Linked DNA regions of Mus musculus: region 2 is linked to region 1. Evidence: chromatin loops called from intact Hi-C (ENCODE). Cell type or tissue: heart. All regions are shown on one strand. Links, peaks and the distances in the headings refer to the core of each region. The heading gives the core; the rest is flanking DNA.

Region 1 (2,896 bases), core at 234-2,733:
GGGTACACGGGGCGGGCGGGGGCCCGGGCTCCACCTTAAAAGCGGGCGCGTGGGGGTGGGAGGGAGCGAGGAAGGCGGGCAGCGGGGGAGGGCGAGCAGGAAGGGGGGCCGGAGTGTCCCGGGCGCAGGGCGCGCGTGCGGCGGCGGCGGGGAGGGGCCGGCCGCGCCGCGCTCCCCTCCTCCCTCCTCGCATCCCCGGCCCCGCGCGCGCCCAGCAGAAGCGGGGCTGTTGTGTGCGTGCGTGCGAGTGAGTGAGTGTGTGCATATTTTTTTCCTCTTTTCTTTCTCTCTCACTATTTTTTTTTCTGTCTCTCTCGCGCGCTCTCCTCTCTCTCGCTTTTTTTTTTTTTTTTTTTTTTTTTTTTTTGCGAAGAAACAGCAGCGCCGCCGCCGCTCCGCCGAGGCGCTGCGCCCCCCGGGGGGAGGCGGAGGAGGCGGGCAGCGGCGGAGGGAGGGGAGCGGGGAGGGGGCGCCGCGCTGGGAGGGAGGCAGCGCGCACCGTGCAGCCGGGCCGGGCGGGAGGCATGGCGGGGCCCCCGGCCCTACCCCCGCCGGAGACGGCGGCGGCCGCCACCACGGCGGCCGCCGCCTCGTCGTCCGCCGCTTCCCCGCACTACCAAGAGTGGATTCTGGACACCATCGACTCGCTGCGCTCGCGCAAGGCGCGGCCGGACCTGGAGCGCATCTGCCGGATGGTGCGGCGGCGGCACGGCCCGGAGCCGGAGCGCACGCGCGCGGAGCTCGAGAAACTGATCCAGCAGCGCGCCGTGCTCCGGGTCAGCTACAAGGGGAGCATCTCGTACCGCAACGCGGCGCGCGTCCAGCCGCCCCGCCGCGGAGCCACCCCACCCGCCCCGCCGCGCGTCCCCCGCGGGGGCCCCGCCGCGCCGCCGCCCACGCCCGCCCCGCCGCCCGCGCCCGTCGCCGCCCCGACCCGGGCGCCCCGCGCGGCCGCCGCCACAGCGCCCCCTTCTCCCGGCCCCGCGCAGCCGGGTCCCCGGGCGCAGCGGGCCGCGCCCCTGGCCGCGCCGCCACCAGCGCCCGCCGCGCCCCCGGCCGCGGCGCCCCCAGCCGGCCCGCGCCGTGCACCGCCGCCCGCCGTCGCCGCCCGGGAGCCGCCGGCGCCGCCACAGCAGCAGCAGCCGCCACCGCCGCAGCCACAGCCGCCGCCGGAGGGGGGCGCGGCGCGGGCGGGCGGCCCGGCGCGGCCCGTGAGCCTGCGGGAAGTCGTGCGCTACCTCGGGGGCAGTGGCGGCGCCAGCGGCCGCCTCACTCGCGGCCGCGTGCAGGGGCTGCTGGAAGAGGAAGCGGCGCGAGGCCGTCTGGAGCGCACCCGCCTGGGAGCGCTCGCGCTACCCCGCGGAGACAGGCCGGGACGGGCGCCGCCGGCCGCTAGCGCACGCGCGGCGCGGAGCAAGGTGAGCGCACCGGGCAGGTGCGGGCGAAGTTGGCGGGGACCAGAGTCCCGGGAGGGAGCGGGACGTCAGGTGGCCGGGATTCGCCCACGGTCCCCGTGGACTCCGAACGCGGTGGTCTTGGTCAGTGATCTGATCTGCGGGAGCCTCAGTTTCCTCGGCTGTAAACGTGGATTGCTGACAGTAGCGACCCCTGGGGGTAGTTGAACGAGTTTAGTAAGACTTGGCTATTGAGGGCTTTATTAACCCAGAACCTGGCACGGAAACGACAGCACAGCGTAAAAGTTACTCCGTGTTGTTGTCAAAGGTGGCGTCGGACACTGGATTTCATCTGGGACTAGAAGAGCTCTAACTCTGCCTGCTTCTTTCTCTGGCCCCAGAGAGGTGGAGAAGAACGGGTGTTTGAGAAAGAAGAGGAAGATGAGGATGAAGACGAGGAGGAGGAGGAGGAGGACAATGTATCTGAGGGCTCAGAAGTGCCCGAGAGTGACCGCCCCGCAGGTGCTCAGCACCATCAGATTAATGGAGAGCGGGGCCCTCAGAGTGCTAAGGAGAGGGTCAAGGAGTGGTCGCCCTGTGGACCCTACCAGGGCCAGGATGAAGGACGGGGACCAGCACCTGGCAGCTGCACACGGCAGGTGTTCCCGATGACAGCTGTGAATAAAGAAGGGGGATCAGGTAAGGCCCCCTCTGGATTGGGGCAGTGCTGAGCAGGGAGCTGTGATCCCTAGCCTGACTGCCCTCTGCTTTTCCTTTCCCAGCTTGTGTTGGAGCAGCTCCAGATTCTCCATCTCCGGTGCCTTTGCCTCCAGGAAAACCAGCTCTACCTGGGGCTGATGGGACACCTTTTGGCTGTCCGTAAGTTGAGGCATTGGGAGCGTTGGGGGTTAGCACCTGGGTGTTAGGCAATCAGAGCTGTGTCAAGGTCACTGTTGCTCTCCATTCTGATGCAGTCCCGGGCGCAAGGAGAAGCCGACAGACCCAGTGGAGTGGACAGTCATGGATGTGGTGGAATACTTCACTGAGGCGGGCTTCCCAGAGCAGGCCACTGCTTTTCAAGAGCAGGTGAGTTCCCAGCCTGGGCCTACAGGTGTGTGTACGCACAGAGGGCCTCACGGGTGTTCACTGACCCTGCCCGTTTCTGTCCTGCCCAGGAAATTGATGGCAAGTCTTTGTTGCTCATGCAACGGACAGATGTGCTCACTGGCCTATCCATTCGCCTGGGCCCAGCCCTGAAGATCTACGAGCACCACATCAAGGTGCTTCAGCAAGGCCACTTTGAGGATGATGATCCTGATGGCCTTCTAGGCTGAGCACCCAGCCATGTCCCCACCCCAACCAGTCCAGACTGCACCCAGGGCGGCTCCATAGTCCAGGAGCTGGGCATGGGTACACTCAACCTTCCTAACAGACTCCAGGGAGGGGGTGCCCTTCTCCATTCTCCCCCTTTTCTCACACCCCTGACCTTAGTTCACCCCTCT
Region 2 (2,896 bases), core at 1-2,500, 260 kb before region 1:
AAGTGCAGCCCAAAGTCACTGTGACCCAGCTTAGTGACAGCCAGGCAGGCCCCTGCAGCTGTTTGCCACCAACTGTGACACCCTGGGACTCTATTTCCTGGTTCTAGGTCCATGGCTACTGAGCTGCCTGCCACCTGTCACTAGCACTCAGGCCAGTCATTGTGGTTAGGGTGACCCCAGTTTGTGCCCCAAGTTCCATATCTTGGGGTAACTCCAGCTGGTGCCCCGTTCCATTTTTTCACTGTTTGTTGTCAAGTTACTTAGGTGACTTAGCCATCAAACAACGGTTGAGGCACCCAGGGTGGGGCGGGAAAGTCATGATGAAAGCCAAGTTCAAACCACAGCCTGGTAAGTTCCTTTCAGCCAGCAGCTCCGTCCCAGACAAGTCCCAAGGAGATTCTCTGCCTGTTCCTGGCACGGAGACAGCAGGGGACAGACTGGGGCAGGGGGAGTTCCCACCCTCGAAGAAATGGGCACCCTCACGTGGGTTTCTCTTCACATTGAGAGCGTCTGTTTGGGCAACAGTTTGCAAAGTGTACTTTAACCTACAGTTCTTTTTAGCTTTTTTTTTTTTTAAACTGTATGTGTTTTGCCTGCATGTATGTTTGTGCACTGCATGTATTATTGTACACTGCATGTATGTCTGTGCACTGCATGTCTGTTGCCCGTGGATGCAGAAGACAGTGTGAATCCCCAGGAACTGGAGTTACAGACACTTGTGAGCCACCATATAGGTGCTGGGACCCAGCCAGGTCCTCTCTTAATGCTCTTGACCTCGGCACCACCCCAGCCTCTAGCCTGCATTTCTTTTTCTTTTGTTCTTTTGAGACAGGGTCTTGCTGTGTAGCACAAGCTGACCTGAAATTGGTGACCCTGCTGCCTCAGCCTCCCTAATGCCCTGTGACACCATGCCTGCTTTGTTACCCTCTTTAACTGCCCCCGTGCCTCAGTTTCTCCCTCTTAGTCTCCAAACTGGCAACACTCAAGCCCATTAGGATCTGACACCCCCTGGAGAGCCCTCTGGGGCGCACAGGTGCGCCGGCTTCGACTGTCCCTGCCCCTCCTGGCCACGTCCCGCGAGTTCCCTCCCGGCTCCGCGCAACCCCGAGGTCTCACCAAGCAGGCCGGGGCATCTGACGCCCCTCATGGTGGCGCGGCACGGAACGGACAGCGTCTGGGGTTGATAGAGGGCTGTGGCGGCCGGCTGGGCTGGGCTTTTATGCAGCGGGCGTGAGCAGGGCCCTCCCCGGAACTGTCCTCCCCGCTGGAAAGTAACAGGAAAGTGCCGGGGAAACAGACCCAGGGCGCGCCGCGCGCCCGCGTCTGGAACAAACGCAACATTCCTCCCCCCCCCCCCCCGCGCGCGGCTCCGACACCCGCCCCCGCGGGGAGCTGGGTGGTGTGGTTCAGGCGTCCTGGGACGGGGACCAGGCACATCGGACAGAGCTGGGTGGAGCTCCCACCCGAACGATGTCCTGGGCGACCCTCGCCTTTCCCATCAGCAGGACTTGTCGGCTTCTTTTCCAAGAGAGAAACTGAAGTTCAGAGAAGCCAGGGGCCAAATAAGAACCAGAAGAGGACTGAGGGTCCTGCCGGGCTGACTGTCCAGGAACGAGAGACATCAAGGTTTGGAGATGCGGCTCAGTGTGCGCAGTGCTTGCTTAACCTGCCCGAGGCCCTGTCTAGCCTCAAAGCCACATAAGCCGGCAGAGGACCGCTAGCCTGTAATCCCAGCACTAATCAGGAGTTCAACTCATCCTCCGTTTTGTCGCTTTTGAAGCCTGCCCGCGCTACAAAAGACCTTGCCCAAAAAGACAAGGGGTCATGGCATGGCTGCGTTGGCCTATACTAATACCGTTCTCTGGAAAGCAGAGGCTAAACCGGAGGCCGTTTTTGGCCACTTAAGAGTTGCAGGCCAGCCAGGCCTACGAAGCATGAGTCTATCGCAAAAATAAAAAATAATAAAGTGGGGGAGGGAAGTGCTACCAAGATGGTTCAGCGGGTAAAGGCACTTGCCCCAAAACCTAACGACCTGATTTCTGATACCCAGGACCTCCATGATGGAAGGAGAGAGCCAACTCCTGGAAGTTGTCCTCTGACCTTCACGGGCACACGGTGCCACACACAAACCCAAACACTAAATAAACAAGTCAATAAATAAAACGTAATAAGGGGCCGGGCAGTGGTGGCGCATGCCTGTAATCCCAGCACTTGAGAGGCAGAGGCAGGCGGATTACTGAGTTCGAGGCCAGCCTGGTCTAGAGAGTGAGTTCCAGGACAGCCAGGACTGCACAGAGAAACCCTGTCTCAAAAAGCCAAAACAAATAAACAAACAAAAAACGTAATAAGGACTTAAAATAGAGGAAGAGAGAGCTTTGACCACGGGACATGGCTTACCACGGCAGGGCTTTTTGGTTACACGCACTGACCTTGCCACAGTCTATAGAGAGTCATGTGATGTACACTGGCTTCCTGTTTGAGTTACTTGTGTAACTATGGTTTCTTTTCATGTGTGTGTGTTGGGGGCGGGAAGAATGCCAAACCCAAGGCTTTGTGTATGCTGGACAAGCACTCTACCAAGGGAACTACATTCTCAGACACATCTAGTGATTTTTCAAAATATTGATTTTCTTTTTCTTTTTTTCTCTGAAACACGGTCTGGTCTCAAACAGCCCAGGCTGTCTTTCAACTCTATGTAGCCTAGGATGGCACTGAACTCCTGACTTCCTGTCTCCAAAGCCTAAGCCTGCTGGGATCACAGGCATAAACTACCAGGGGTGTCAGGCCTTCCTTTTACCTTAGTAAATTCTGGGTTCAAGTTGGGCCATGGTGGCGCACACCTTTCGTCCCAGCACTTGAGAGGCAGAGGCAGGTGGATCTCTGTGATTTGGAGGCT

Evidence for each region. Peaks named below come from ENCODE experiments on the same cell type or tissue, not always from the same donor. Only the 100,000 strongest peaks of a DNase experiment are listed, where the experiment ranks them.
Region 2: it touches region 1 in a loop (3-fold over the local background); 1 of 42 quality-filtered maps calls a loop at or near these places.

The regions. Positions count from the first base shown.
Region 1 is chr8:83,997,148-84,000,043 of GRCm38, forward strand. Samd1 (sterile alpha motif domain containing 1) reads left to right here and starts at 369. Exons shown (of 5, transcript NM_001081415.2): 1 at 369-1,418; 2 at 1,796-2,093; 3 at 2,177-2,273; 4 at 2,369-2,480; 5 at 2,570-2,896. The coding sequence starts at 525. The coding sequence ends at 2,728. In heart, for the core only: a CTCF peak has its summit at 1,608 (motif pointing left); DNase peaks (open chromatin) are centred at 694, 1,434, 1,874, 1,964 and 1 weaker place; H3K4me3 peaks cover 2,500 bases; H3K27ac peaks cover 1,366 bases; H3K27me3 peaks cover 343 bases.
Region 2 is chr8:83,739,991-83,742,886 of GRCm38, forward strand. Adgre5 (adhesion G protein-coupled receptor E5) reads right to left here and starts at 1,321. Exons shown (of 20, transcript NM_011925.2): 1 at 1,117-1,321. The coding sequence starts at 1,147. It overlaps Gm46046 (predicted gene, 46046), which reads left to right and starts at 1,296. Exons shown (of 2, transcript NR_168527.1): 1 at 1,296-1,626. In heart, for the core only: a CTCF peak has its summit at 1,166; DNase peaks (open chromatin) are centred at 261, 311 and 1,241; H3K4me3 peaks cover 1,945 bases; H3K27ac peaks cover 1,825 bases.